Regions from separate parts of the Homo sapiens genome. Here region 1 is linked to region 2. A link is a loop called in an ENCODE intact Hi-C map of the cell type or tissue named here. Cell type or tissue: heart left ventricle. All regions are shown on one strand. Each heading gives the region's core, and the rest is flanking DNA. Links, peaks and the distances in the headings are about the cores only. Region 1 overlaps ZNF423 (zinc finger protein 423). Region 2 overlaps ZNF423 (zinc finger protein 423).

Region 1 (15,772 bases), core at 7,096-9,595, 63 kb before region 2:
TCGGACACACCTCATCTAGGCTGAGCAGTGCAAGTGGCCGCCCAGAATGGCTGGGAGCCACAGCTCACGGCTCCTCTGTCACAGAGAATCAAGGTCAGAGATGCTGGAGAAGGTGCTCGGGCCAAGGCAGGAGAGTGACTGGCCCACAGACTCACAGGAGTGGGCCGAAAGGGAACCTTCCTGCAGTGGGGGGCACACATGGAAGAGGAAGTGAACTCCTGCCATCGAAGCTATGCAAGAGGCCCTAAAAAGAACACTAGGGGGACTCTCTGCATTGAGTTTGGGGGGAAGATAGCTGAGCCCAGGAAGTTCCAGGTTACTAGGACATTCCTGAGCTGGGCAGTTCCATCTGTGTGAATAAAAATGACCATCCAGCCGGGCATGGTGGCTCATGCCTGTAATCCCTGAACATTGGGTGGCTGAGGTGGGAGGATCGTTTGAGGTCAGGAGTTTGAGACCAGTCTGAGCAATATAGCAAGACCCTGTCTCTTAAAAAAAAAAAAAAGAACAAAATTTACACAGGCATGGTGATGTGTATTTGCAACCCCAGCCACTTGGGAGGCCGAGGCAGGAGGATCACCTGAGCCCATGAGTTTGAGGCCGCAGTGAGCTATGATCATGCCACTCTAGCCTGGGTAACAAGAGTAAAACTCTGACTCAAAAAAAAAAAAAAAAAAAAAAAAAAAAAAAAAAAAAAACCGTGAGCCTACAGAGGGAACAAGAGCTCATCCAGCCATTGGAATAAGGTTTCCATCCCAGTCCTCAGGGCCTCTTGTGCCCAGGACTGTGCTGAATACTGCAGGGTCGCCTGGGTGCATCCCACCTTGGTCCTGCCCCAAGGACATTCCAGACCATGCAAAGGAGAGGCCAAGTAGAGCAAGAAAGGCACCAGTGGGAGTCATGCTGGGGCAACGGGCAGAGAGTCCATCAGGAGGCTGGGCCTCCACTGCCTCTGCTGGCTCATGGGAAGCTGGAATTCATGCTCTCTATAGCCCCTGCCATATGAATATAAAGATCACCTTGTACAATACTCCAACCATCAAGACCATCTTCATGATAGACACAAAATGGCCTTACAGTGCTTCACAAAGTCCCCAAAAAGACTCCTTGCCACTCAACTGTTTCTTCAGAAAAATGAAAATTGCCAAGGAGACCAGTTCCCGACAGGACAAAGCTTTGTAATACACCAAGCAGAGCTTCTCTGCTGCCCCCATACAGAGCTCCAAGAATAGGAATCACTGTGGCCCTTCCCTAAGCTCAGAGGAATGGGACCCTAGACTCAGGAACCAACTACCCAATCCCACATGATACAGATGGAAAAGCTGAGGCCCAGAAAAGAGAAGAAAACTTACAAGCCCAGCTAATTGGTAGTGGTTGCCTAGAATCCTGTGTTCAGAAGGATTCCAAGGCCTTATCTCAGGTCCAAAGAAATGAGTGCTGCAATCAACTGATGATGTCTGCCATGAGCAGAGACATGTAGGAATGGAATAGTCAAAGGGCACTGAGCAAACTGGAAAGAGGAGTCTCCTGACTCCCAATGCTAGATGCTTTTCAGGTTTCCTCTTCCAAAAAAGGAGCTGTCCATTCTCTTTGAGAGATGAGGCTTTGGTGTTCCCAAAATCCTGTTGGTCACAGAGAGACAAGAGGCCCTGACAGATACCGTATGATATGGTTTGGCTGTGTCCTCACCCAAATCTCATCTTGAATTGTAGTTCCCATAATCCCCACTTGTGGTGGGAGGGACCTGGTGGGAGGTAACTGAATCATGGGGGTGGTTTCCCCCATGCTATTCTAGCGATAGTGAGTAAGTTCTCATGAGATCTGATGGTTGTATTAAGGGGCTTCCCTCTTTGCTCAGCTCTCATTCTTCTCCTTCCTGCCACCATGTGAAGAAGGACATGTTTGTTTCCCCTTCCAACATGATTGTTAGTTTCCTGAGGCCTTCCCAGCCATGCACAACTGTGAGTCAATTAAACCTCTTTCCTTCATAAATTACCCAGTCTTGGGTATTTATTCACAGCAGCATGAGAATGAACTAATATACTGTAGAACTGTGTTGGAGTCTGGAGAGGAATCTCCAGCCAGATAGGTCAGCTGTGACATCAGCTGATGGTGAGGATTGCCCAAAGTGGACACAAAGCAGCCCGGACAACCGAGGAGAGCCAGTCAGTGTTTCCTAGAGCCTGGGGTAATAAGAGCTGCAAGACCTGAATATGCTTCAGGGCACACTGTAGATTGTGGTTCCCACAGAGGTAGCCAGAGCCTAAGCAGGTGGCTTTCCAGACACGAAATGATCCAAATTGAGCTCAAGGGGCATCTGGGCATATTCCTGATCACTTCTTGGGAAACCAGGGGTACTTGCACACACCTGATGCCAGAACTAGCCATCCATCCCAGAATACTCCTCAACTCAATTACATCCCTGCCTGTAAAACTAGCATCAGTGTATTGAGGGCAAGAGAGGGTGCATAGCTCCTCCCTCATCTTATTTCACTGATGGAGAAACTGAGGCAACATGACAAGTCACAGGCAGATCCAGTGGTTACTGTTTATGGCACATTTTCTTTTCTTTTTCTTTTTTTTTTTTTTGAGAAGGAGTCTCGCTCTGTCACCCAGGCTGGAGTGCAGTGGCACGATCTTGGCTTCCTGCCACCTCTGCCTCCTGGGTTCAAGCAATTCTCTGCCTCGGTAGGAATCCTGAGTAGCTGGGATTACAGGCACCCACCACCACACCCGGCTAATATTTGTATTTTTAGTAGAGACAAGGTTTCACCATCTTAGTCAGGCTGGTCTTGAACTCCTGACCTTGCGATCCACCTGCCTTGGCCTCCCAAAGTGCTGGGATCACAGGCGTGAGCCACCACGCCCAGCTGTATGACACATTTTCTATGTGCCAGGTCCTTTGCCAGCTTTTTCTCAATTGATTCTCACACATTCCCTATGAGGTAGGTACTATTAACAACCCCTTTTTATAACTGTGCAAAGTGACACTCCAAGAAGGAAAGTAACTTCTGAGCGCACAGACATTGCAAGTGGCAGATGCCCCCACCCACTTACTAACCACCAGGCTACACTGCTTCACCAGGCCCTGGAGCCAGTCCAAGGCCCATATCCCTGCTGGACCTGCTCCCTCTTTCTTGAGGTCCACCATGCACAAGCACAGTACCAGGCCCCGTGACTTGAACCAGGTACAGGTCTTAAGCTTTACAACCCCACCTGCCATTGAGGCAAAGTCAGTGGTGGATGACCAGGCTAGGCTGGGTCTGATGCCAAGCACTAATGAATGTTGCTGGCCTCTTTCCTCACTGGATGGCAGGTAAAGTAGCCTGCTGCTTAAATAGCCTATGCAGAAGCAAACCTGGAGATTGTGGTAGGCAGAATAATAATTACCCCAAAGATGTCCAAGTCTTAACTTCCAAAACATATGAATATGTTACGTTACATGGTAAAATGGAATTAAGGTTGACAATTGGCTGACCTTAAAATAAAGAGATTATCCTGGATTATCCACATGGGTCTGTTGTAATCACAAGGGTCCTTAAATGTGCAGGAGGGAGGCAGAAGAGGAGGTTGAGGTGATGCAATATGAGAAGGACCCAACCAGCAATTACTAGTATTGAAGATGGAAGGAGGCCATATGCCAAGAAATGTGAGCAGCCTCTAAGAACTGGAAAGGCAAGGAAATGGATTTTTCCCTAAGAGCATCCAGAAAGGAATGCGGCCCTGCCAACACCTTAATTTTAACCCAGTGACATCTGGGTCAGACTTCTGACCTACAGAACTCTAAGATACTATTTTTTGTTTGTTGTTTTAAGCCACTGTGCTTATGGTAATTTGTTACAGCAGTAATAGCAAACTAATACAGATTTTGGTACCAGGAGTGGGGTGCTATGAGAACAAATACCTAAAATCATGGAAGTGGCTCTGGAATTGGGCAGCGATCAGAGGGTAGAAGAATTTTGAGGAGTATGATTTATTTAAAAGCCTAGGTAACCTTGAACAGATTAATGGAAACATAGATATTAATGACTCTGTTAATAAAGACTCAGAAGAAAGTAAGGAACACATCAGAGAAAACCTAAATCACTTTAGGAAATATCTAAATCATCATGAACAGACTATTAAGAGAAATATGGATATTAATAAAGGCACTGACAGTGAAACTGAAGGAAGGGGGATCCTTGATACTTGGTGGCAGAAAGCTAAGTGAAATTATGACTCACAGTTATGTGGGAAGCAGAACTTTCATGGATAAACTTGGATACTTAGCTAAGTAGATTTCCAAGCAAACTGTGGAAGGTATGGGCTGGTTTCTTCTTGCTGCTAAAAAGAAAAAAGATTAAGAAAAGAACTGTTAAGCAGGCCAGGCGCAGTGCTCACGCCTGTAATCCCAGCACTTTGGGAGGCTGAGGCAGGCGGATCACCTGAGGTCGGGAGTTCGAGACCAGCCTGACCAACATGGAGAAACCCCGTCTCTACTAAAAATACAAAAATTAGCTGGGCATGGTGGCACATGCCTGTAATTCCAGGTACTCCCAGCTATTCAGGAGGCTGAGGCAGGAGAATCGCTTGAACCCAGAAGGTGGAGGTTGTGGTGAGCCAAGATCATGCCACTGCACTCCAGCCTGGGTGACAGAGCAAGACTCCATCTCAAAAAAAAAAGAAAAAAGAAAAAAAAAACTCTAAGAGATTTACTTACAAGAAAGCATGCTCCGGAGAAAAAGCTGAAGGTAGGACTGCACATATTGCTAATATCTCAGGAAAATCAAAATGCCAGAGTATTGAGTATTCAGTCACAACAAAGGCTCTTTGGTGAGATTAAGGGTGTGACTCACAGATCTCCTAGATCAAATTAGAGAGCATCTAGGAAATTTGGGGGTATTGCTCTGGAGCAATCTCAGCAAAAGACAAAAGTAGAGAAGGGATTATCCAGGAAATATCTGTAGAGGACCATCTTGAATAATGGAGAAAATACCCATGACATACACAGGAGACTCACAAGGTTCTTGAAAAGTTTATACTGACAGAAACACTGCCAGCTTAAACCAAAAAGGACAGAGAGAGTACAGGATGAAAGAAGTCTGTTGGACACCCAAAACTTCACAAGCAGGAAACAGGTTAATAAAACTACTCAGATGAAAGTACATGCTACCTTTCATGGGGAAAAAAGGGATGACTAAGCGGGCAGAACCTCAAGCCCAGAGGGTGGAGCCATGAGCCATAGTGGATGAGATCACTACTGGACCAGGTTCAGATTCCAGAACTGTGTAACCATGGGCAAGCATATCCCCTCTTTGTGCTTTCATTTCCCCATCTCTTGATAGAGAGAATCCGACGAACAGGTCTCTAAGAGGCTTTGTAGCTCTTACAGTCTGTTATCACTTAATGATGTCTGTGCCTGCCCTGGGTACAGAGTAAGTCTCAGGTGGTAGGTATCCCAGCTCTCTACTATCTCCTAGTTCGGGTGGTTTTTTAATTCAGCACATATTTAGGATGCCTGCTCTAAATATCCAGTTTTCCAAAGGGTGTAGAGGTACCCAGCATTCTTAGGTTTCTATGCTCTTATCTGTCCAATCTCCGTGTCAATTAATTACTGTTTAAACATTAAACACTAAAGAAACCCTTTACTGCTTTGAAGTACACACACACACACACACACACACACACACAGGGAGAGAGAGAGAGAGAGAGAGAATCCCTTCAATTGTAACATCAGTACTGCACCTAGATATCTGACAGGAGAAGTGTAAAGGATTAAGTTTGACCCCTGGGACATCAAAAGTCCACCCTGGGAAAGGAAAGGGATGAGGCTATTGGAGGTTCTTTCCTCAGAGGTAAGCCAAGGAGCTCCACAAAGGTGACCAGAAGCTGACATGGCTCTTCCTGAAATCTCGAGTTAGAATTATGCTATTAGCAAAAATAATAGCAGCACCTATTCACTCATTCCTCCTCCAGGGAGCTGAGAGTTTCTTACGAATGGGATCTCATCATCCCCAAAGTATAAGCAAGGAAAAGTAGGGATCATTCCTTCGGTTTGGGAGAAAAAAGACTCAGAGGTCACTGGACATCTCAAAGACAGAGACTGACCAGGCCTGCCCTTCTCCAGCCAGCTCTGGGGGCTGCTGAAATGCCATGTGACAGTGAACAGCTGCCACCAAGGCCCTTAACAAAACTTCCAGGGACTCAAAACTTAGCTTAGGCTGCTAAGCTTGAAGAAACTCAGTCAATTGCAGGGAGACGTCAGCCCTGAGGGACAGCAGAGCCATGAGTAAGAGTGTGCACTGGCTTGCTCAGCCATCATTAGCTGTGAGACCATGGGAAAATTACTGCCCCTCTCTGAGTGCCCATGTCCTGGGGAAACTAAAAGTAACTACCTTACAAAGTGGTTAATGTTTACATACTGCTAAACATTGGATGAACATTGGCTAAATAAGATAAAGGGGTTCCTAATGTAACTGACACTATTATCATTCATCGTAAATCCCATAATCTACAGGGCATTTAACATTTTGCGCAGCACCTCACACCCATTATCCATTTGACATCTGGAGCAACTCTGTGCAGTGGTGGTGGTCATGGTGGTTTTGTTATTGTTATTATCCCCATATTACGAGTAAGTGGGGGGCCACACACCCAGGCATCCTGGGATGGAACCCAGCATCCCATTCAGTTAGTGAATCCCTCTCACCCTCATAAACAGCTGAGCTTACACAGTAAGTTGTGTGGTCACCCCAGTAATGAGGAAAAAGAACAGAGAGGTTAGGTCACATCCTGACATCACAAAGTGACTGGAAGAGCTAGGCCTGAACTTCCAACCCAGGGCTCTTAGCCAGCTGGACTGGGAGAAATGATGCCCTGAGCAATGGGTCATAGGTCATCATGGCTGTCCTCCCACTGGACAGTCTGGGGGCCACCCAGTTATCAGTATTAGTGATTTTGTGAAAATGCCAACATTTACAAATCAAGAATTCCCAACTTTTTGTTGTTGTTGTTCCTTAATTCACAGTCACTTTTGGCTTTTTTTTTTTCTTTTTTCTTAGAGACAGGGTCTCCCTCTGTCACCTAGGCTGTAGTGCAGTGATGCAATCATGGCTCACTGCAGACTCAACCTCCTGGGCTCAAGCGATCCTCCTGCCTCAGCTTCCCAAGTAGCTGGGACCACAGGTGCGTGCCACCATGCCTGGCTAATTTTAATTTTTTTTTTTTTGTAGAGACAGGGTCTCTCTATGTTGCACAGGCTGGTCTCAAACTCCTGGCCTCAAGGGATCCTCCTGCCTCAGCCTCCCAAAGCACTGGGATTACAGTCATAAGCCACCACGCCTGGCCCACTTACGGTTTTTCTTGAAGGAGAAGAAGGCCTGGGAGCACAGACTCTGCATCTGGCATGTGGAAGATGGAGCTCAGCTGGGGCTTCTTGGAGGAGGGACCCCCACCCCCCTGCATGCCCAGCACCCCAGGACTTCCCTCACCATTAGGGGGTGTCCCGGGCCTTGGAGACATCTGTGTTTGCCTGGTGGCTGAGAGCCGGCAGCAGGGCTTAGACTCCCAGCTCCCCCACTTACTATGTGTGTGACCTTAGCCAAGTGAATGACCCTTGCTCAATTTTACAGATGGAGAAACCTGTCTCAGTTTTCACATCTGTAAAATGGGGATGACTATTTATAGACCCAACTATAGAGTTGTTTTAAAGATGAAATCAGTGAATATCTGTAAGGCGTTATATATGACAAATGTTCTATAATGCCTAAAATAGTCACTGGCTACTGGCTCCCAAATCACCATAAGGTGGTCACAGGACAAGGAGAGGCTGGCAATGGCTGGAATGGTTTGAGGGGACACAAGACACAGTGTCACCTCCCTGAGCCCTGATTGATAACCAACAGGGTCTAAGCTAAACCTACAGTTACCCGTGCACAAGATGGTTTTCAAACAAAGCAAACTCAACCTGCCAAAATTCTCAGAGGGCCCCTGCCATTTACAATCCCAGGACATCAGCCCTGAAAGGAGCTTCAAGACCCCTCATTATACAGATGGAGCCCAACGCTCTCATTACACAAACAGAGAATCTAAGGTACTGGGAGCCATCCATGGCTTGGATGTGGGTCCCTCAGCTCATGGTGGAGGGGGTGGGGGATGAGGCTCAGACTCCCAGAACACTCCCTCCCCCGCCCCCACATGGCTGCTGGACATGCAGGGCAAGGACGCGTCCACCTTTCCCCTTGAAGCCTCTGACCTCGCAGAACACACAGCCTGCCAGGCAGCTCCATCCCTTAGACAAATTTACTTAGCACTGATATTGAAAATGCAATTGAGCTCGAGTTTTATTGCAGAAATTAAACAGACTAGGAAAGGGGAAAAAAAAAAAGCCAGTGCTCATCAGCTCACCCGAGAGCTGGCTGTGATCAAACTTGCTAAAGAGGAGCCTAGTGATCAACTCCTGCCAGCAAGGAAGAGCCCCCCAAGTCTGCCCCTACAAGGGACTCCCCAGGGGCACGAGGAGCTCAGGAGCTCCGGAAGGTTCTCCTGCCAGCCTCCTGGCGTGGACCTCCTGCGCACCCTGACATCGCCTGCCCGCCTCTTCACAAGGAGTTGGCGCCTTGTGAAGTCATCTCCGTGAGCTTCATGAAGCAACACCGCCAAGGGCCTGAGCAAAGGGCGCTCTGCTCCACTCGAGTGAAAGCAAAATGCTTTCGGGGTTGAATCACTGTTTTTCTTGACTCCCTTTGGAGATCGGCAGAGCCCACATTCGGCCGTGTTCGTGGACCTGGGACTGGAAACAGCTGCGCTCTAATTACATGTAAAGTGTACCAAAACATCCCTTTTATCACAGACTGGAAATCTGTTAGCATCTGCCTCTCCTTTGTTTCTTCCACAAGATACAAGCTTGTTTCTACATTTTTCTCACCTGTAGCAGTGATTAAAATTCATTATAAATGAAAGGAGTGAACAGAGAAACAAGTTCCTCTGTGTACCGTTCTAAACTCAAATTAGAAACAGCTGTTTGCTAATTCATGCAGTGATGTTTTGTCGTGCTCTGTGAATCAATAATAACTCACCCTATTGCTGCAGAAATTTTTGGATAATCCACATATTTAACGCGGCATTGGATTCTCCAGGCAGGGCTGCAGCGGCAAAACCTCAGGCGGGTGGGAGGGGACTTGGGGTCCCCACTCTGGAGGCGTCCCCTGCTGCCCAGACAGAGAACCCCTAACTCAGAGCTGCCCAGCACCTCTACCCACTACACAAGTCTTGGGAGGACCTGAAGGAAACCCTGAACAGGCGCCTCATCTCCTTCCCTCCCCAAGAACCACCAAAAAAAAAAAAAAAAAAAAGAATTCAACTCTGATTAAACGCAAACCACACACATCCTCCAGCCGCCGGAGGGAACAGCAAAATTAAAAGTCTAATTGGTACCCGGAACAATTTAAAACTATTAAGTATAGGTGAAGCTTTTCTGTAAGAAAATAATCCTCTGATTGGGATTAGGCATGTTTGGATAGCATTTTTCCCATCCACACATTTTAGCTGCAGAAGTTACAGCTAAGGTCTGGACATGCTCAGGAGCCTCTGAGAAGTGTTCAGTCATCCCCTTTGCCACCTCCAGGGAAAGGGGTGGGTGGGGTGCAGAGCTGCATCCCCATCTGATGGCTTAGAGGGAAGCAGATGCTCTCTCTCCTTTGCAGGGAGGGAGATGGACAACACTTTTGGAGGCTTGTACTGCCACTGTGGCATGCCAAACCTACTCTATCCTGGCTAACACATGCCCATCCTTCAAGACACTGCCTCCCGGAAGCCTTCCCTGACTGCCTCTGTCATCCTCCCTGACTTCAGGGCACTACCTGTTTATATTTGAGTGGTTGGGGTGTCCCTGTGTCTCCTGCATCTTTCTAGGTCTGGGGCATTGTCATAGTGAACCACTTTTTGAACTTCAGACTGGTAGCCTCTGCAGAGCCCTTTCTGTGGCCAGACACAGTGCCAAGCTCTTCGTAAGCTCCATTTTGTTAAACTCTCACCTGCATCCTATGTGGTGACCACTACCACCATTAACCCCCATCTTACAGATCAGACATCTGAGACATAGAGAGGGCGAGGGCCCTGACTTCCACAGCAATTAAGTAGAAGGAGCTTGGAATGACTCCATAGATCTCCAGAAAGCCATCAAGACCACCCACTGTCATCAAAGATGTATACCGAGCATGCCTCACCTGCTCCAGCTCCTGAGCCTTCATTCAGGCCATGGTGGTCACTGCCCCCGAAAGCCCAACCCATGACTTGGGGGCCAGCTCTGCCCACCTCCCCAAGCATCTCACAGGTGGTGGTGGGAAGGGTGGTCTCCTGCATGGCTAAGAGTAGGTCCTCATTTCCTCCTTTCCTGGTGTTCATCTGGGCCTACAGAAGATGGCAGTCCAATACGTCCTGGGGGGCGTAGAGCACAGGCCCCAGGCAGGGGCATGGACAAGGAGCTCATGCTGTCCCTGCAGGGTTGTAGGGAGCTTTCCCTTAGCCAAGGCCACTGGGTGCCAGAAGCTCCAAGCCCGGGAGGGCTGGGAATGGAAATGCACAGATGAGGTGCCATCATGGGAGGCAGGAGCACTCAAATTGGGCTTTGAAGAAGGAGTAGGAGCTCCACTGATCTGTGTTCTTCCAAACATGGGCTACCTCCCATTGGTAGGACCCGTGATCATTTTAGGGCGCAGCCAAGATGGTCTTAAATAACCCTGATGCACAAATGAGAAAGTTAGCGCCCTTTCCATTCTGTTGTCAGCCTTCAGATTAGGCCAGGGAGAAAGGCTGTCTCTAACTCCTCTCCAGCATTTCAGCAAAAGAGAGGGCAGAGTCCACGCTTAGCATTTCCAGAACACAGCAGCTCATGTCTGGAATAGTGTGAGCATGGAATTTTCTTCGGTTTTGTTTTTTATTTACTTTTAAGGTTACTGTCATCTTACAGTAAATGATACTGGTTTTCCATTTGCAGAATTAAGTAAATTAATTAATTTAACCACAAAAGAGCCAGCAAAGACAAATACTAGGTGAATCATAGCATCAGTGATACTCAAATGTTGCAAGAATCACAGTAGAGATATGCAAATGACTAAAGCCTGGGACCTCCAGATACAGAGAGATGGGAGGAGAAGGCCTCCTGGGAGAAGCAATGGCGGGAGCCATGGCTGAAGCTTGGGTATCAGTGGGAGAAGCAGCTTAGAAGGTGCAATGAGAGCCCATCGTCAAGACCTTAAATACCAAGCCAAGGAGCCAAGAACTCCATTCCACAGGCCCTGGCAACCACCAACACTATCTGAAACACTAGCTCATGAGTAAGTGGGATCTGGACTCCCCAGCCCAGGGCTCTTTCTAGACCTCCCATAACTCCAGGTCTGCGAATGACTGAGAGTTAAACAATCACTAGCCTATAAGCAGAACCCATTTCAAGGAAAACAGTGATCAGTGACCCCAACGACCCAGGGCTCTCAACAGCCAAGATCAGGTGCCCCTGCAGGAGAAAACCCCTGCACAATCAGCATGGGGTCCCCTTCCACGTGGGGGCTGAACACTCAAGTCACTGTGGACAGCAGAAGTATCAACTCCCCTCACAAGGATCCCTGCTGGGGCACTGAGGGGGATGGGCGCACCACCTTTCAGTGAGTCCAACCCAGCCAGCTTTTCCTCCACTTTTGGAATAAATTGCCATGTCCTCTGTGTGAAAGAGCCAAGGTGTTCCCAAATACACACCATGGACCTCAACATGCTGAACAGGTGTCTGCTCCCACAGGAGGGGAGTGTGGAAGCCGAAAGCCCAGAACAGCATCCATCTCACGGTCACTTCGCCCCTGAACCCACACCACTGAATTATTTTTCTTCCACAAACCCACGCAGTCATTCCCTTGCAGAGCACATACAATTGAAGCACTGAATGCTAAGTGGGTGCACGAGGTAACTCCAGTGGGGTTTTGTTCATCGGGTCCAGGGCAAGTCTCCAACTCTCCAAGTGTCTGTCCCACCTCCCTCTCTCCTCCCACCCCCACCCTGGCTACCTAGGGACCCGAGTCAAAGGTCTTCTGACTTCCAGTCCTCCATCCCATCTACACTGCAAATCCTTCTGACAGTGGTGCCCCACGTTGGGGCAGTGTAGGTGAGACGGAGGACTGAATGCAGCTGGTTTATGTGACTTTCTTACCAGAGATGCAGACAGAGGAAGCTCTCAATGCGAATAAAGAATGGGCAAGCGGAGGCCAGGTGCAGTGGCTCGTGCCTGTAATCCCACACACTTTGGGAGGCTGAGGCGGGTGGATCACCTGAGGTCAGGAGTTCAAGACCAGCCTGGCCAACATGGTGAAACCCCGTCTCTACTAAAATTATAAAAATTAGCCAGGTGTGGTGGTGCACGCCTGTAACCCCAATTACTCGGGAGGCTAAGGCAAGAGGATTGCTTGAACCCAGGGGGCAGAGGTTGCAGTGAGCCAAGACTGTACCACTGCATCCAGCCTGGATGACAGAGCAAGACTCTGTCTTAAAAAAAAAAGAAAAAAAAAGGCAAGTGGGTAAATGGATGACCAAGTTCATCTTATAATTTTCCCAAAAGCCAGTATCAGAGAAAACCCCATAATGCCTCCAAGCTAGAACTCTGAGCTTAGACCAACTGGCGACACTGAAGAATAATTAATAGATTATACTTTGTATTCTATATCATACATTGCATATGTACGTATAGGTCTAATCAATGATGTTTATTAAGTGCCACATATTTCTTGGGTGTTTGATCCATGTCACGTGTTGTCTCATTTTATTTTTTGTCTCCAAGAAAAAAAATGAGTTGTCTCATTTTAATATTCACAGCAATCTGATGTGTTCCTATTACCAGCCCCATTTTATAGATGAGAAAACTGAGGCTTATAAAGGTTAATTGACAGGCTCAGGGCCTTACAGGTGGAGATGGCCTAGCAGGGCTTTGAACATGGATTCCCTGACCTCAGAGGCTGTGTTCCTAACCACCGCGGGATATGAGTTTATGAACCACCATGTCCCAGGGAAAGAGAGGGAGTGACACCCGTTCAGGGGCACAAGCATTCTGCCAAGGAGGTGGCCTCCCGTGGAGCCCAGCCTGACAGGATGTCTGGATTGGGTCCGTATTCTCAGCCTGGACACCTCTCAGGGTGACACGCTCCTTTGGCTGGAGACTTCCACAGACAAGCGGCACACACTGTGTGACCTCAAATCACAGATCCCCTGCTTCTCAGTCAAATCCCATCCAGGACCTAGCCCCAGGGTCCCACCCCAAGTATCTGGAGGATGGAGAAACTCCCCAAAAACACTCCCTGTCTCCAGCCATGTGCCAGGTGCCCTCCAGCAGCTCCAGGAGACAGTCATGAGCTTGGTCCAATTTTATGGAAGGGAACGCTGAGGGACAGAGGAACTCAGGGACCTGATGTGTGCATCATGGCCAGTGGCCCCCTGGGAATTCAGCAGCTGCAGGGACAGTCTGAGTAAAAGAGCCTGAGGCCCCACCTCCAGGTGTCTGCCTGTCTCAAGTCTGACCCCAAAGGGAGGGGAGGTGATGCCCCCAGGGGCAACCTTCACCTAAAAGGGCCTGGAGCCAGTGGGCTCCTCTGAAGACCATTCCTGGGGCACCCTGCAGACACGAAGGTTTTGGCAGTTTCAAGCCCAGTGGTCTACAGCAGCAGGCTCAACACTGCACCCCAAAATCGGCCTTTCCCTGGCCCTGTCTCCTCCGTCCTACTTCCTGGGAGTGCCTCCTCGCCACATATGTGCACTAAGTCCTTGCTTCAGGCTCTGTGTTCAGGGGTCCTCCCTGCAACACTGACTAAGGTACAACTGCCACAGATGGTGGTGTCAGACTTGGAAGCCATGTCTTTCAGCCTGCATAGCCTCCTCCACAGCCCCTAATCTGCACCTGCCAGGATTTGCCATGCTCAAGTCACTGAGAGGCCACCGTCAGGGTCTGTGTCCTATACTATTACTCAACCTTGTCCTTTCAACGACCTCAGGACTAACAATGTCAGGTACCCAAGTGTAATCCTAAATCATGATATTGATGAAATCATGAGTATGATGTTTTTGTAATGCCCATTAAAATAAAGATGTAATTGGGTTAAACATGCATGAACCACCAGAAACTGGGCTGGGCAGCCCTAGATGTGGCGCAAGTCCTGCTGCCCTGGCCCATACTGCAGTGACTGCAGCTCTTGGTCTGTCCCTCTCCCCCTCCAGACAGGGCAGTGCAGGGACGAGGGCGCACCTTCATAGCTGCTGTGTCCCCAGCACCGTGCCTGGCCAGAGGCAGGCAGGAGAGAAGAGGTGGGCTGGGCGCTGCAAGGAGCCCGGGGCCTGAGGAGGGCCAGGAAGAGAAGAGCCAGAGCATTTTCAAGGATGTGCTGGGCTAGCCAGGCGGCCCCTCTGAGGGCCCCACTCACCCCTAAACTCATCCAAATCTACAACACGACAGAGGAAATTCCAATTTTCCCGATTTTCATGTTTCCACCCCTAGAGTAATTGTCGTCGTGGACTTTGTAGCTGGGCTGTTGAGCCTCATGGCTGAAGGCTGCCCCAGCCCTGCCCGTGATGGGCAGGAGATGAAAACGACTCATCAGGCCTGGGGAAGGCTCTGGGATATGGCAGCAGCAGCAGAGAGGCAGCCACCTGGCCCTGGACCACCACGAGGAGGAGGAGTTCCAGTTTGTTTGGCCAGCACGTCAGGTCCCTGAAGGCAGCTGTGGCAGGGCATTCCCCTGACTGGATTCCGGAGTGTGGGGCAGGGCCCCTGAAGTCCTAGGCATCAAGGCTGGGGCATGTGGGTCCCCCACCCTTTCCCAGCATCGCTGACTCTTTCCTTGGAACCCCCGCCCCAGCACCCTGCCTGTCCCTGCTTTCTCAGCCCGAGTGGCCACCACCTCCTCCCACTGGAACCAGGCCCTCATCTGTGTGCCTCATTATGTGCTCCTGCTCACAAACAGACCTGAATATCAGCCACACTCACCAGACACTTCCTACGTGCCGGGCTTTCTTAAAATCTATATTATTTATTTACTCACTCATATTAGTCTTTGATGTTTTACTTGTTTTAGCGGGGGGTGGTTTGGGTTTTTAAATTTGAAATAGAGTCCCACTCTGTCGCCCAGGCTGCAGTGCAGTGGCGCAATCATAGCTCACTGTGGCCTCAACCTCCTAGGCTCATGTGATCCTCCCACCTCAGCCTCCCAAGTAGCTGGGACTACAGGTGTGCCACCACTCCTGGCTAATTTTTTATATTTTTTTGTAGAAATGAGGACTCGCTATGTATGTTGCCAGGCTGATCTCAAACTCCTGGGCTAAACCAATCCTCCTGCCTCAGCCTGCCAAAGTGTCAGAATTGCAGGCGTGAGCCACTGTGCTCGGCCGTTTTACTATTTAATGCATTTAAGCCACACATAATCCTTTCACTAGACCCCCCATTTTACGATGTATTGTGCATTGTACACATCGGGATACTGAGGCCCTTGAGGTCTGAGGGAGGGACTTGCCCCAGGGCAGAGTCCGGCAGAGCCAGGAGAATCTGGCCACCTGACTCATCAGCCATATGAAATGTTGAGATGTGGGGTTTATGGGAAACACACCCCTGACACACATACTCTCAAGAGGAGGCCGGGTGGACAGTGTAATGCAGGGGAGAGAGAAACTGATGGAGAGCGATCAGTCACCCCAGATCCTGCACATGGCACACGAGGGGCTTCAGGTGCCCACCGCTGCAGGCACTGGTACCCTCCTCATAGAGGGGTCT
Region 2 (15,772 bases), core at 6,355-8,854:
AGGGTCAAGATGTGGGGAGAACCTATATACAGAAAAGAGCATTTGTCAGGCATGGTGGCTCACGCCTGTAATCCTAGCACTTTGGGAGGCCAAGGCGGGTGGATCACCTGAGGTCAGAAGTTAAAGACCAGCTTGGTCAACATCTTGAAACCCCGTCTCTAATAAAAATGTTAAAAAAAATAGCCAGGTATGGTGGCAGGCGCTTGTAATCCCAGCTACTCGGGAGGCTGAGGCAGGAGAATCATTTGAACCCAGGAGGGGGAGGTTGTAGTGAGCCGAGACCACGCCATTGCACTCCAGCCTGGGCGACAGAGTGAGACTGTCTCAAAAAAAAAAAAAAAAACAAAGAGCACTTTCCCTACTCATAATTCAAAATAAAAAACACTAAATTATAAAATAACTATAAAGAAGCCTTGATAAAATTTACGTATTATTTACTTATGCATCCTCTAATGCTTTAAAAAAAAATACTAGTGCCCTAAGCACTTCCTTGCAGATTTGCAGATCTTATTTTACTTACTTATTTATTTATTTATTTTTTTGAGACAGAGTTTAGCTCTGTCACGCAGGCTAATGTGCAATGGTGCGATCTTGGCTCACCGCAACCTCCACCTCCCAGGTTCAAGCGATTCTATGATTCAGCCTTAAAAAAGAAGGCGGGCTGGGACTGAGCTCATGAGGGCCTGCAGAGTGGAGACTTAAATCCAAGGTCAGGGCAAAACATCTGGAGTTCATTGCCAGGACTGTGATGTTACAGAAAAGGACCGTGAAAGGTGCGTGCGGGACCCAACACAGAATCGTGGCCATGAATGGGCTCGCTGAGGACATTCGACATCAGCGGTGCCATGAGAAGCCATGCCACCAGCAACAGGGGAAAGCTACGGAACCTGCCGGCAGATCTACAGCATGGAGATGGCTCCAAAGATCAACCTCTTGGTGGAAAAGAACTGGCTGGATCGGCGGAGCTGCTGAGCCTGTGGATACGACACCCACCACTTTTTTCTTTTCTTTTTTTTTTCTTTTTTGAGGTAGAGTCTTACTCTGCCCCCCTGGCTAGAGTGTAGCGGCAAGATCTCAGCCCACTGCAACCTCTGTCTCCAGGGTTCAACCGCCTCAGCCTCCCCAGTAGCTGGGATTACAGGTGTGTGCCACCATGTCCAGCTAATTTTTTTTGTATTTTTAGTAGAGATGTGGTTTCACCATGTTGGCCAGGCTGGTCTCAAACTCCTAACCTCAAGTGATCTGCCCGTCTCGGCTTCCCAAAGTGCTGAGATTACAGGCATGAGCCACCATGCCCTGCTCTTCCTTGCAGAACTTAGCTCCAACTCTACCACCTCAGGGACCCCTCCCCGACATCCTCCACTGCCCACATGCCACAGGGACCCAACACGTGCTACCCGCACAGCCTTTCACAGGCCATGGATGTACCTTCCCCTAGAAGCACTTGCGGAGGCTGTCATTTTCCCACTGCTTGTCTGATTCTTGGACTAATGTCTGTTCCCCCCAGCACACCCTCAGCTCCACAGTGAGGACAATGCCTGCCTCCTCCTGCTTCAGCACAGGGCATGGGACCTAGTAGGTGCTCAGTAAATATTTGTTGAATGAATGAATGAACTAATAACCCCATGAATGAATGGGCGGGGGGTAAAGATTCACATTACAAACTTGCTCTTCAGTGAAACAGAAAGATCCATCACTGAGCTCCTGGGAAGAGCTGATTTCCCTAAGGAATTCAAATAGTTATTTCAGCAAACATTTACAAGACACCTACTATGTACCAGGCCCTGAGGACATAAGGATGAACAAGACAGGCCTTATCCTCCAGCAGCTCGGCCCAGAAAAGACAAACGCATAAAAAACTCAAACGTTCAGCAGCCGTTTATATATATATATATGAAAACGGAGCTTCGGAGCCCTGGGGGAAAGCCAAGGAAACAAAGCTGACTTCAGAAGCACCATCATTTCCTGCCTCTTGTCTCCCCCAACCATCCCTCGAGGTCAGGACGCTGCTGTTCTCAGCAGGTGCCACCCTGCTCGGTGTAACAGAGGCACACAAATCTGACTCTTCCCTGAAGCAGGGGTTCTTCACAATGACATCATCTTAGTGCCCGAGAGGCTGCCTTTTTTCATGGAAGACACGTTTATCAGGTTCCTACACCACGCCAGGTACGATGCCAGCCACTCCAGGTATGGAAACGAGACCATGGTCCCCGCCCTCAACAAGGGGTGCATCTAGTTCAGCAGCTCTCAGCCAGGGGCAGCAACCGCCCTTCAGGAGCATTTTTCAAGTGCCACTGCTATCGTCTGAATGTTTACGTCCCCCCAAAATTTGTATGTTGAAACCTAACCAAGATGATGGTATTAAGAAGTGGGGCTTTTGGCGGGTGATTAGGTCATGAGGGTTCCATCCCTACGAGTGCGATCAGTTTCCTTATCAAAAAGCCCCAACATAGCTTATTAGTCCCTTTTTGCCCTTGCACCAGAGGGCACATAGAAGTCTCCATCTATGAGGAGTGGGCCCTTACCAGACACGGAATCTCCTGGCACCTTGATTTTGGACTTCCCAGCCTCCAGGACTGTGAACGACAAATTTCTGTTGCATGTAAATCACACAATCAGTCTCAGATATTTTGTTATAGCAGCCAGAGCGGACTGAGGCAGCCACAATAATCAGGGAGGTTGCTACTGGCATCTAGTGGGCAATGCCAAGGATGCTGAATGTCTTGCCAAGCAAGGAACAGTCCTCAGAATGAAGAATTATGCTCCACTACATGCCACATGTAGAACAGTTGAAACTCTAGAACAAATCTATCAGCCTAAAATAAACCAACAAACTCTCCCTTGACTTGCACACAGTTGCTAGAGATAGCGAGCCAAAAGTACAAATAACAATAATGACAATAATCTATAGTCCGAAGAGGTGACCTGCTCGTCATGTCTAGTTTTGGACCCTAAAACACCTCAGCTCTCACCAAAATTCTTCTTCCACACTTCCCAGGTCCTCCCTGCCTCCATAGTTGGCCTATCCTTCCTAAAGTCCTTGCTACTCCGGTGTGGTTCAGTAGCATCTGCATCCCCAGGGAGTTTGTAAGAAATGTAGACTCTCCGGCACCCCAGGTCTGTTCAAATGGAACTGCATTTTCATAAGATTCCAAGTGATCATAAGGACCTAAACGCCTAAGAAGCACTGCCTGAAGTCACTTCAGGGCCGACTCTGGCACTTTCTGCTCAAAAGTCACCAGGCGGCAGAAGTAGTGAGGGAGACTCCATCCCTGCATCCTCTCCATCCCCGGCATCCTGGTGAGATGGCACAGCACCTCTGTGCAGAGCAGCCGGGTGCCACTGGAATGACAGGTGGCTCTTAATGGTGGGAAAACAAGAGAGGGGACTCCACAAAAAGTCAAACAGGTGTCCAGCCTTAAGGAACCCACCTGGGGAAGATTCTCATTTAAGCTCCATACCAGTCAAGAGGTGACAACACGTGGCAATGCTAAGGAACACTGTTTAATTCCCGAGGGGCTTGCCAGCCTGAGAGGACCCAGAATGAGTGTAAAATGAGGTTGCAATGTCTCCCTCAGCACCAGACAACACCTGTGCCCCACCCCCAGGCTTCACTTGGGGACATGGGGCTCAGATCCAAGTCTTATTTCAGGGTTTCTCTCCCAGCTGCACCAGAAGCTGCCGGGTAGGCAGGTACTGACTCCCCTCTGTGGGCCCCTCAAGCACAGTATGTAAAGCCAAGTTGGTACTAGGGTGACGACTGTGGAACGGGGTGAGATGGGATGGGATGGGACAGGATAGGATGGAATGAGAGGGGTGGAATGGGATGAGTAGAGCAGGTGGGATAAAATAAGATGCAATGGAACAGAATGTTGGAATGAAGGAAAGAGAAGGTTACAGAGGCTGGGCCCAACGATGCCCCTTCTCCTTATCAACCATGGAAAAAAGTGTTCCTACAGGGAGACGTGTACAAGAATGTTTACTATAGTGAACAACTGGAAACACCCTAAATACCCCCCACCAGGGGCCTGCTGCATAAAGCACGGGGCATCCACACTACGCAAGCCCCACAGCAGCTAATAAGAAGTAGGGAGATGTACCCGCTGAGGTGAGAAGCTCTCTGAGGTCTAATACTAAATGGAAAAAAAGCAAGTTGCAGAATGATAGATCCAATATGGTATCATTCATTTTTTAATCAAAAATCAATATAACATTGTTTCTGTGGATACACATAACACTATATTTCACTGAACGTAAGACACCGTGGATGGTAAAATGCACCATTATTTTACAGACCACTGAAAAAGAAAAACAAAACCCACTGTCAATTAAACCATGACAAGCCACTAGTTGAAAGATGCACCTCAATTTCAGAAATGTTAAAATGTGTCTTAGAATCTATGAAATACAGTATTACGTAAAGGTGTAGGAGAAGGTCTGGAATCAAGAAAGCCAAAATGGTAATAACAGTAGTTAACAAGGGGGTGGGGACAGCCTGAAGCCTATCTTTGAAATTTTTACAAACAGAATACATTTATGGCCAGACGCAGTAGCTCATGCCTCTAATCCCAACACTTTGGGAGGCTGAGGCAGGAGGATGGCTTGAGCCCAGGAGTTCAAGAGCAGCCCTGGGCAACACACGGTGAGACCTCGTCTCTAGAAAAAATAAATAAATAATTTAAAAATTAGCCAGAAATGGGGCCACATGCCTGCAGTCCCAGACACCTGGGAGGCTGAGGCAGGAGAATCGCTTGAGCCCAGGAGGCTGCAGTGAGCTATGTTCACACCACTGTACTCCAGCCTGGGCAACAGAGCGAGACCCTGTCGCTATTTAAAAAAATAATAATAATAAAGAATACATTTATGTATTACTGTGATATTTGATCACATTTAATTGTTTTAAAATAATGAGGGAAGGCCTTCTCTGCTCCTCACTTGGAGGCAAAGTGATGCTGATAACATAGGGGCCTGCATTGGTCACAGAAGGAACGGGCGCCCGCACTGCTAATGCACGGTGGGGCTCGCGTGCCTGAGCAGGTGGGGTGCCGCAAAGCTTTGTGAAGAGGAGAAAAAAAGCTCTTAGGAATGTCCAGAGGGGAAAGTGCCATTGGAAAAAAAAGAAACAATAGAAAGAGAATTTGATTTCGGGAAACAAACAATTCATAATCCACTGATAGAGGGCTACTCAGGGGCTGAGGGTTGGCCCCCAAAACAGCTCCTTCATCTCCCCTCACTGCCCTCTGCAAAAGCAGTTTGGAAAGTCATAATGCCATCCTGAATGCATCCCTCGCTAGGGACCTCCTCAGACTCAAGCTTCTAATTCCACCTTAATATCCAATTCTGTGTGTCAGGGACGGCTGAACCTCGGCCTGCAGCCGCCACATCACCTTGCCCTGCACACAAATAAAAATAGCTTTGGTGCTCAGAGCACCGGTTCCCTTGTCTTATCCTCTGGGGGTCCCGGGAGCGGCGCGATCCGCGAGTGGAAACCACGTGTGATGGAAATACATAATGAACAAAGAGGCTCCGCGGATGCATCCTTGACCTTCCTGCTTTTCCTTGACCTCTCCACTGCCATTGTCCCTATGAAGCCACAAACAGAATGACACCGTCGTGCAGGTGACAGCCACAGAATGCCTTCCATTGCCAATTTCTCCAGGAGTTAAGCAGAAAATGGATTTAATCAGAATGATAACTGATTCATGTCGCCATTTATGCAAATAAAGTTTTGGCAGCTCAGGCCTCCATTTGTACACCTCCACTTGCCAGGCGCTGGGCCTCCAGTCTGACAAATCTGCTCCTCTGCTCCATCATCTGTGGCCTTACAGAGCAAGACCAAAGTGCTGGCAATTGGCTTGTCCCAGGAAAAGGGACCACCAAAAGCTAAAAGCCCACAGTCACCTGACATAGCCTCAGGGTCCAGGAGAAACAGGGCACCACCCACTCCCCCACACAAATCACACAGGAAACTGCTATAAACTGGGGCTGATCTCCAAAATCTGACTTCTGAGCATTTGCTCATCCGCAGGATCTAAGAGAGCCCAGGGAGTGGGGTGGGTACAAAGGATATTTGCCACTGTCCCCTCTAGATCCGCCCCCACCTTGGTCCATTCCTGCTCTGTGTTCCTGCAGCGACTGCAGTGGGGGAGGAGACAGATTTGGGGTAGTTATTCTCCCAGCCTCTGCCCTGCCCTGCTGCACCCCTCTCCCTCAGCAGCCTCCCTACAGCCAGTCTCTCCAGGTGGCCTAAATGCCCCTCCCCGCACCCTGGCAGGTTCTCAGGATGATGCCCCACTCCTGGACAGCTCCCCTTCTTCCCCTGCCCGCTTCTGCAAATGGGCCCTTTATTAAATGCTCCTCCATCTCCCGGTTTGAGTGCGCCATCTGTTTTCTGTTGGGACCCTGACCAAGGGGGTATTCTTTAAAGAATTTTTAAGTAAATATGTCTGCAAGGTGTTTGTTGAGACTGTGATAAAAAGGCATTCGAGGAAGCAGTGTGAAAGATGCCATCCGTGAGACTGGAGAGACAGAAAGTCAGTGATCAGACACGCAGGCCCAGAGAATGTGGGCGAAGAGGGAATCTTCCAGTAACTCACTCCCCCGCTGCCAGGGCCCCCATCCCTCCCCTGTGATCTGGCTGTGTGGAGTCAATGACCAGTGGCTTTCTCCCTGCAACTCCATCACGCCTCCCACAGGGCAGACAAGTCAGCCCGGCAGTGTGGTAAAGGAAGGAGGAGAGAGTGAACCCACCAGGCACAGTTGCTTCTGAAGCCCAGCTCTGGGTCTCTTGCTTAACGCCCCAGCAGTGCTTCTCAAATCCCATCCCCAGGAGCCGGAGCATCTTCCTGTGCCCTGCAGACGGCTCATTCTCCCAGGAGATCATGGGCTCCGAAGGGCGGGAGCCAATTGTATTTATTCATCACCTCACACATGATGGTATGACGGTATGACGAAGCACCCGGTGCTTACCTCCTTATTATCTGTTTCCCCAACCAGGGCAGGGATCTGGTCTACTCAGGGTGCTGCTATATTTCAACACGCAGCCAGGGCCTAGTACATACTAGGAGCTAAATTAAAAACTGATGGGGCCAGGTGCGGTGGCTCACACCTGTAATCCCAGCACTTTGGGAGGCCAAGGTGAGCAGATCACCTGAGGTCACGAGTTCAAGACCAGCCTGGCCAACATGGCAAAACCCCATCTCTACTAAAAATACAAAAAATTAGCCAGGTGTCTGTAATCCCAGCTACTTGGGAGGCTGAAGCAGGAAAATTGCTTGAGCCCGGGAGGTGGAGGTTGCAGTGAGCCAAGATCTCGCCACTGCACTCCAGCCTGGGAGAAAAAAAAAAAAAACTGATGAGGCCGGGTGCAATGGCTCACACCTGTAATCCCAACACTTTGGGAGGCTGAGATGGGTGGATTGCTTGAGTTCCAGATCAGCCTAAGCAACATAGTGAAACCCCATCTCTACAAAAAAAAAATTAATTTAAAAATAAAAATGGGTGGTCTGAAATATGAACTGCCCCCTCCACTGAAGACCGAAATGCACCCTGGGGTTTGTCCCGCGGCCCCTGCTCTCCAGCCCCCAGGAAGCCATGGGAAGAGCCATTTCTGGAATGGGAAGGGAGGTGTGAGTTGGGTGTGGCTTGGTGGAATTTGAGGAGGGGAAGGCTTCTTTCCAGTCCCGAGGAGACGGCCCAGCTGCAAGCCCCCAAGAATTCCTGGTGTTCGTGCCATCCAAGGGAACAACTTAGCACCACCCAGGCCACTTCCAACAAATCACTGAGTAAGTATTCCCTGAGCATTTACTATGCACCAGGTCTGCCACAAGGCCAGAGACAGGAACAGGCATGAGGGAGACAGCACAGGACGGGACTCCTAAGAGGGTCACCTTCGAGTGGCAGAGACAATAATTCAAAAACATCAAGCAATCACTGCCATAAAGGAAATAAATGGTGTGATGTGTTTGGCGTTGAAGGGAGCCGCTGCTGCAGGAGACGGGGGAGGGTGTCAGCAAGGAGGGCCGCGCTGAGGAGGTGACCTTGGAGACACAGAAGGAAGTGAGAGAGCTATCCACGTGAAAAGCTGAAAGAACACCCGGGGAAGGCAGGTGGTGCAAAGGCCCTGCAGTGGAATGAGCACGGCCTGTTGACGGCTCAAGAGGAGGAACTGAGGCCGGGCACGGCAGCTGGCACAAGTATCCCAGTGCTTTGGGAGGCCAAGGCAGGAGGAGTACTTGAGGCCAGGAGTCTGAGACTAGCCTGGGTAACTTACCAAGACCACATTTTTTCAAAATTAATATAAAATACTTAGCTGGGCATGGTGGTGTGCACCCATAGTCCTAGCTACTGGGGAGGCTGAGGTGGGAAGATGGCTTGAGCCCAGGAGTTCAAGGCTCCAGTGAGCAACAATCGTGCCAGTGCCCTCCAGCCTGGGTGACAGAGTGAGACCCTGTCTCCCAACAACAAAAGCCAGACACAGTGGCTCACACCTGTAATCCCAATACTTTGAGTAGCTGAGGCAGGAGGAATTTTTGAGGCCAGGAGTTCAAGACCAACCTGGGCAGCATAGAGAGACCCCATGTATGCAAAAAATCAAAAAAGTAGCTGGGCACAGTGGGGCATGGTGGTGCAAGCCTATAGTCCCAGCTACTCGGGAGGCTGAGGTGGAAGGATTGCTTGAGCCCAGGAGGTCGATGCTGCAGTGAGCTGTGATAATCAAGCAGGAGGAGGAGAAGCCGCAAGAGGCACAGGGCCAGGCAGGGGAGTGGATTCATCCCCAGGGCAGTGGGGGAGGAGCAGAGTCAGATGCAAGCTGTCCTGAGGACAGCGGAGGGCAGTTGAGGAGAAAAGGCTGGGTACAGGCTGGGTGCCCACAGGCAGATGCCAGCCATTGCCCCTCCCAAGTCTCCCTGCTGCCTGCCCCTCAGCCACCTTCCTTCCACCTACCTCCCACAACACACCCCACCAACCCTCAGAGGGGTCAGACCCGCTCCAGCAGATCTGACCTCATCACCCCCATCATGAGGCAGCACCAACCTGCTCAGCCAAGCCCTTGGAGAGGCTGAGACACTCCATATCCAAGGGCGGGGACAGAGGTGCAGGTGTGCTCCCCCAAGCTGGCTGCCATTCCCCCACCTGCAGAGCCACCTCGCCTGCCTCAGTCTTCCCACATGCACCCTCATACCCATGACGTCATTTCCAAAGGCAGCCAAATCCTAGCCAGTCAACTCCAAAATAAAACTGTTTAACACAAAATGAAGCATTTTATAATCCCCTGTACATTTTTTCTCTGAGTTGGCACAGAGTGTTTAAAAACACTGCCAAAACACTCAACCAATAGTAGCGCTTTATTTTAGACCAGTGCCAGAGTTAAATTTCCTTGCTCTTTTCCTGTTCCGAATCCCCCGCCTCTCCCTGCTCCCCGGCTTTTGCTGCGACACTAGAAGCAGTTCCTCCTGATCGCCCCTCTGAGCCACTAGGCCAGTGGGCTGGGGTGCTGGGGAGGCTGTGACCAGAGGAAAGTGGAATCCGCATTACGGGATGATCTGCTGGGAGCACTCCTTGACCTGCAAGCCCCAGTCAGCGGGAGATAAATTTGGTTGGTTTCTCATTTTGTTTGGGGATGTTCTTTATTTTTCTGTATTAGGGTGTCATGTTAGGGATGTCAATCACAGGATCTCAAGGTTTGAAGGAACCTGATAAATCCACATGCCCATCTCTCAGCCCCAAGCCTGCATCCCACTCTCCTCCCCCGCCACCCTCTGATGTGTTCATCTCCAGGCTTGCAAAGACTCTCACCAACCAAAACATCACTCCTTACACATAGGCCAGGCAGGTGTCCCTGGGGACTTCTGGAATTGGTCCTGGTCTGGCCCTTGGAGTATCAACATTAATGGAGAAAGGGGTGGACAGGTCTCATCCCCACTCCCCCACTGCCCTGGCACACAGAGGCATCTTACCCAGAGGCAATAATAAAAGCATCAGCCACTCAAGCCATACCTTCACCATCATAGGAACAGGCCCCCATGGAACTGGTAGGGCTGGCTGGACTTCCAGCCAAGCTCTTGCCTACCCCTCAGTTCAGGAGGTCAGGTCACCTGCTGTCTAGGTTAAATGGCCTCAGCTCCTTCTCTCTTCAGGCTGCTTCTGCGGCCAGCATCCATCCCCACTTCTTCTGCTAGCAGCACCCTGATTTCCTCTGGGGAAACTTTTCAGGTCTGCTATTCAGAGCACTTGACTTGACCTGAGCCAAAAGCCATCATGGCATTCCTCAGAGCCAGGAGATGCAGGAAGACTGGGTCCTTCGCCCTTCACTGGAGTCCCTGGATTCAGCTGCACCTGAAGATAGTCCTACACCTAGGTTTCTATTTACATGAGCCAATACATTGCACTGTTTGATTTCAGCTGGTTAGGATTTGGTTGTCTGACACTGGTCGGCAGGGAATCCCAACCTTCCAACTTGCAAGCATGACCCTGAGATCTCTCCTTCTCTGTCCTCCCTGAACCACTCCCTCCAGCAACACACAGAACAGACACTCTTTCTGCTTCTGCTGACATAGCGTCAGAGCACAGTAAATAACCCTTTGGCAGTGAACCGGCTCCTGTTCTTCATTTCCACACCACTCATGCACACATTGGCCAGTACTGAACTACTGGACTACCCCACAGAGGGAGGGGACCAACCAACTCATAGGAGTACATTCAAGAATCCCCTGGCCAAAGTTATCGAGGGGCCCAGTAAGCTACACAAGGGCAGGAACTGTTGTCTGTTTTGCTCACCCAGTGCTCACCCAGTGTTTTGCTCACCCAGTTCCCAGCACACAGTAGATGCTTTTAAAAAAAGCCTCTGTGGCTGGGTGTGGTGGCTCACACCTGTAATCTCAGTACTTTGGGAGGCCAAGGTGGGAGGATCACCTGAGTCATGAGTTCAAGACCAGCCTGGCCAACATGGTAAAACCCCTTCCTACTAAAAATACAAAAATTAGCTGGGTGTGGTAATCCCAGCTACTCAGGAGGCTGAGGCAGGAGAATTGCTTGAACCAAGGAGGTGGAGGCTGCAGTGAGCCGAGATTATGCCACTGCACTCCAGTCTGGGTGACAGAGTGATACTCTGTCTCAAAAATAAAAGATCTGTGAATGAACGCACACGTGCCAGGGGATGCTGTGGTTCTAAGGAACACACTTCTCTTTCATCCGTTAAGTTTGCTTGTTCCTTTGAGTGCCTGGAATTGTGGAGTAAGGAATGGAAGAAGAGAGCATCAACACTTTTCAGCTCTGTCTTAAGTCTGTTCAGGCTCATATAACAACAATACCAGAAACTGGATGGCTTCTAAACCACAAATGTTTATTGCTCACAGTTCTGGAGGCCGGGAAGTCCAAGATCAAGGTGCTGGGAGATTCTGTGTCTGGTGAGGGCGCATTTCTCATAGACAACACAGTCTTGCTGCGTCCTCACATGGTGGAAGGAGCTGGGCAGTCCTCTGGGTCCCCTTTTGTAAGAGCACTCATCCCATTCTTCCAGAGCCTTCATGACCTAATCACCTCCTACAGGCCCACTGCTTAATACTACCACATTGGGGATTAGATTTCAACAAACGAATTTGGGGGAAAAGCAAACATTCAGACCATAGCCAGTTATAATAAAGGACTCTTCTAGAACAACTCCCCTCTATTTGCCTCTTTTACCCCAAAATCAGGTCAGGATCCCAGCTGGAGGCTATTCCTATCCTCACCCACAGGCATTTCTCAAAGCTTTTGCAAACCTCAAATTGGTAGTAACCGAGATTGATTACTCAGGGAACACAATTTTCAGATCTTTATGCCCAACAGAATCCAGAATTAGCACAAGCACCTCCAGGAGAAAGGCAGCAGGGCCTCTCTGGGGGGCTCTGGCCTTTGCTTTTCCCGCCCAGGGGTGAGACAGAGGATAAGGAGGGCAGGAAGTGCCGGCCTAATGAAAAAGCAGACCTGACGGGAAAGGAAGAGCAGCTCCACGTGACGGGCCCTGAGCTGGCTCAGTGACACTGAGGTTTTAGAGCTATACACTAATACACTGGGGGAAAAAACTTATTATTGAAATATCTACAGAATAAAGAAAAGACCTTGTTAGTGCAATTTTAGAATACGTAGCTGCATCCCTCTTTCTCCCTCTGGCTGATGGCAAATGATGTGGTTTTTTGGTAACACTTGGGTGATATAGTCTGGCTCTGTGTCCCCACCCAAATCTCATGTGGAATTGTAATTCCCAGTGTTGGGGAAGGGGCCTGGTGAGAGGTGATTAGATCATGGGGGCAGATTTCCCCCTTGCTGTGCTGGTGATGAGTGAGTCTCACAAGATGTGGTTGTTTAAAAGTGTGTGGCACCTCCCCCTCACCCTATCTCTCCTGATTCACCATGCTATGATGTCCTTGCTACCCCTTCACCTTCCGCCATGATCGTAAGTTTCCTGAGGCCTCCCAGCCATGCTGCCTGTACAGCCTGAGGAAATGCAAGTCAATTAAAAACCTCTTTTCTTCATCAATTACCCAGTCTCAGGTAGTTCTTTATAGCAGTGTGAAAATGAACTAATATACTGGGTTTCTCAGGAACGCACGAGAGAGGTTCAGCATAGCTGGCTGATTTCAGAGTTGCCTCTCAACACCATCTGGGCACCTGAGCCACTCAGGCTCAAGGCTCCGACTAACTTGGTGGCTGCCCAGCCTCTCTCCAGCCTGGCCTGAGACCTGAACATAATATTGTAGGGGCCAAGCCGCTGGTGGATGCCACGAGGGCTTGACACACCATTACCCCACCTTCCACCTCCCAGAGCACTGCCCCCAAAGGACCAAGCAGCAGAGGTTCAGGGGGACCATGGCTTTATGGAACACCCAAGGTGGGGGCACAACTTCTATGAAGTTTGTTAGAATTCAAGGGTCAAAGTCACTCTTCCACAAGATGCAAACAAAGAAAAGGTCCAGTGCAAACAGTGTGAGGTCCGTGGGTCTGGAGACCTCAAAGACAGTGAGCTCGATGTGGCATTCCCAGAAGCACCCATGAGCCAGGCAGGAGCTGCATATACACGGGCACCTCCTGCCAGAAAACATGGGTGCCCTGCAGGCTGCACTAGTCCCCTGTCCACCCTGGGAGCTGCAATCCCACCCCCCACCAGCAGTTAGCAGATAACCTCAGAGAGTGCTGGCTAAGCTACCACCTCCCTGTGTGACCTGGGACAAGTACTACCTCACTAAGGAGCCTGGTCCAGTCAGTGCCCTGGCTGTGTTTGAGAGACTGGTTCTGCCATTGTTTCAACCACATTCAAACCAAAAAAGGTTTGAGGATATACACACCAAGGATTCTGCTTCCCTAAAATTCTAAGATTACCTGACTAGACACTGTCAAAAGCAAAAGTATTGGTTATCAATTGATAACTGATACCTGACAATCTGGCATTTCATTGCACTCTTTTACTACTTCCTGTTTGTCTGCATGTAATTCCTACCTCCTAAAGAAGATGTCTGTGGCTCCTGACCACCATTCAGGGGAGCCCCTCCCCAGCTCTCAGGCCCAGTGGTCTGCATGGAGCTGCCCTGATTCCCCGCACCCAACCCTGACCCTTGCTAACATGTATGTTGTCTCCCTGGCCGCATCATGGGCGGGGGTGAGTCTTGGTCCTGGCCATTCTACAGAGTCAACCTCAGGACTTCTACCCTGGCAATGGTAAGAGGCTGCTCATTCCATTGTCACTGCTGAGTCGAAAAGGTGGAGCCTGGAGGTGCTGGGGCACCTCTGCTGATGTACACACGGTGATGGGGTTCATGTCAACAGACATGGGGCAGTGTCTCTGGAGGCCCTGGAGGACCAAGCTTGAGGCCAGCCTTACATCTGCATTTCTCAGTTCCTGGAGCCAATGAATCCTCTATTTTCTGCTTGTCAATTTGAGCCAAGTCTCTATGCAGATAGCACATTAACTGAGGACCAACTATGTGCTGGCAGCCAAAAGGATCACAGCAACTTCATCCTCCAGCTAGACTATACATTTCCCTTAACGGGAATGAATGAACACCCATGCACAGGCATTCACGGCCCCGAATACACAGCAGGTATGGTATCACTGCTTGCTGACAGGTGCCCTCTGGAAACTCCCAAGATGAAATGGACAACAGCAGGCTGGACCCAGACCACACCGGGAACACATGTACAACCAGCCTAAAGGCCAGTTTGGTGTACATCCTGGGCCCAGGAGGACACCGGAAGCTTTGGCTGCTGCCAGGAAGGTAACAGAAACCGGGGACAGCCCACCTCGCTCCCCAAGAACCATCTCCAGAATCAACCCCCAGGCTCATCCCAGGGGCTTTGTACAGCAGCAACACCCATCGTGCCAGGCGCCACACTGGATCCCACTCTGGCGCACCCTTGGAAACCAAAGAATCCAAGAAGCTCAATTATTCAGAAAATCATGAAGGTGGTCAAGCAGGCTGGGTAGGAAAGAAGCAAAAACCTCCTCCACTTTGGAGAGTCCTCAAAACCTCCAGAAAGACACATAGACTGTAGACACATAGACACGGTCTATGCCTTTTTTCCCATGGAAAACACAAGAAATGCAGAATCTTCCCACCTTGACCCCTGCCTTCTATATTGTTAATTTGTCATCCAATTTTGGGGAGGTTTACAGGCCCAACAGTGTGATAACAGCATTCGCTCTATGTAATCAAGTCAAGGGAGGGATGCTCTGCAACCTGCGGACTTCGCAGGCGGTGAATAAAAATGTCAGCAACTAAGAAACAAGTCCCCACCACCACCACATTACCACCAGGAAGGAACCCAAGACACAGCTGTCTGAGCCAAGACTCAGAACCACCGTCTATGCAGCCTGCTGGTTCCCCAGCTTACTCCGGATGGTTCCCCATCAGAAGCCATCGGAGGGCAGGGGGCAGGCAATTTAGGGAAGGCTTCCACAAATGCCACCAGCCAAGCAGACCCAGGCTGGCCGGTGGTCCACCCTGCCCATCCACTTCCCTCCCAAGTGGAAGCCTGCTAGCAGGTCAGCATCTTCCTGAGAGCTATAGAGAATAACGTCTCTGTTCATCAAAGCCCCTCTTAAGGACACTAGAGAAGGAGGCTGTTTAAAGACCACCACAGCACTTCATCACACAAGTCAAAGCATCCTTTTGTGAAGTGAACACCTTCTCCACTGAGCTACCTTTTATAATAGCCTCCACATCCCTAGAGCCCAGAGGGTCCCTGCTAATAGCACACACTAAAGAAACACTTATTGTATGAACGAACCATCTCTTCCATCTCTAAACTTACCCTTCTGATTATACATTAATTGAGGACCTACTATGTCCAGAACTTCTGTTTTTTCTATCTCATATCCCAAAGCACTGTATCCATGGCATTTCCACTTTTCTTACTGCACACACCCCTTTGCCTTGCAGGAGGGCTGTAGCCTCCTTAGCCCCAAGAACAAACATTCCTTGAGCACCTACTATGTGTTCTAGCCACAGGCCAAAGCAATCCTGCGGAGAGGGAAGAGAATAAGACCCCAAGCCTGGACATCATGGAACACAACCTGACCAGTGAGATGGTGTTGGCAAACTTTTTGATCTGTGCCATTCTGGTATTTTTAAAATGGTATTTCCTTATGGTTTAAATTTGCAGTTCCCTTACTATAAACGGGGTTCTAATTTTTTTTTTTTTTTTTTTTGAGACTGAGTGTCACTCTGTCGCCCAGGCTGGAATGCAGTGGTGTGATCTCGGCTCACTGCAAGCTCCGCCTCCTGGGTTCATGCCA

The links. A loop is a pair of places that touch in the nucleus more often than their neighbours do. Peaks named below come from ENCODE experiments on the same cell type or tissue, not always from the same donor. Only the 100,000 strongest peaks of a DNase experiment are listed, where the experiment ranks them.
Region 1: it touches region 2 in a loop (2.8-fold over the local background); 2 of 110 quality-filtered maps call a loop at or near these places.

What each region holds. Positions count from the first base shown.
Region 1 is chr16:49,644,000-49,659,771 of GRCh38, forward strand. All of the region lies in intron 3 of ZNF423 (zinc finger protein 423), which reads right to left. Among named protein-coding and RNA genes, the nearest start is that of LINC02179, 190 kb to the left of the region's middle. RefSeq lists an enhancer at 4,024-5,223. In heart left ventricle, for the core only: no CTCF peak of the experiment used is centred there; a DNase peak (open chromatin) is centred at 8,632; H3K4me3 peaks cover 932 bases; H3K27ac peaks cover 1,485 bases.
Region 2 is chr16:49,707,289-49,723,060 of GRCh38, forward strand. The region is part of intron 3 of ZNF423 (zinc finger protein 423); the gene reads right to left. It also overlaps the pseudogene MRPS21P7. Among named protein-coding and RNA genes, the nearest start is that of ZNF423, 140 kb to the right of the region's middle. RefSeq lists enhancers at 4,895-5,462, 5,463-6,029, 12,380-12,881. In heart left ventricle, for the core only: no CTCF peak of the experiment used is centred there; no DNase peak of the experiment used is centred there.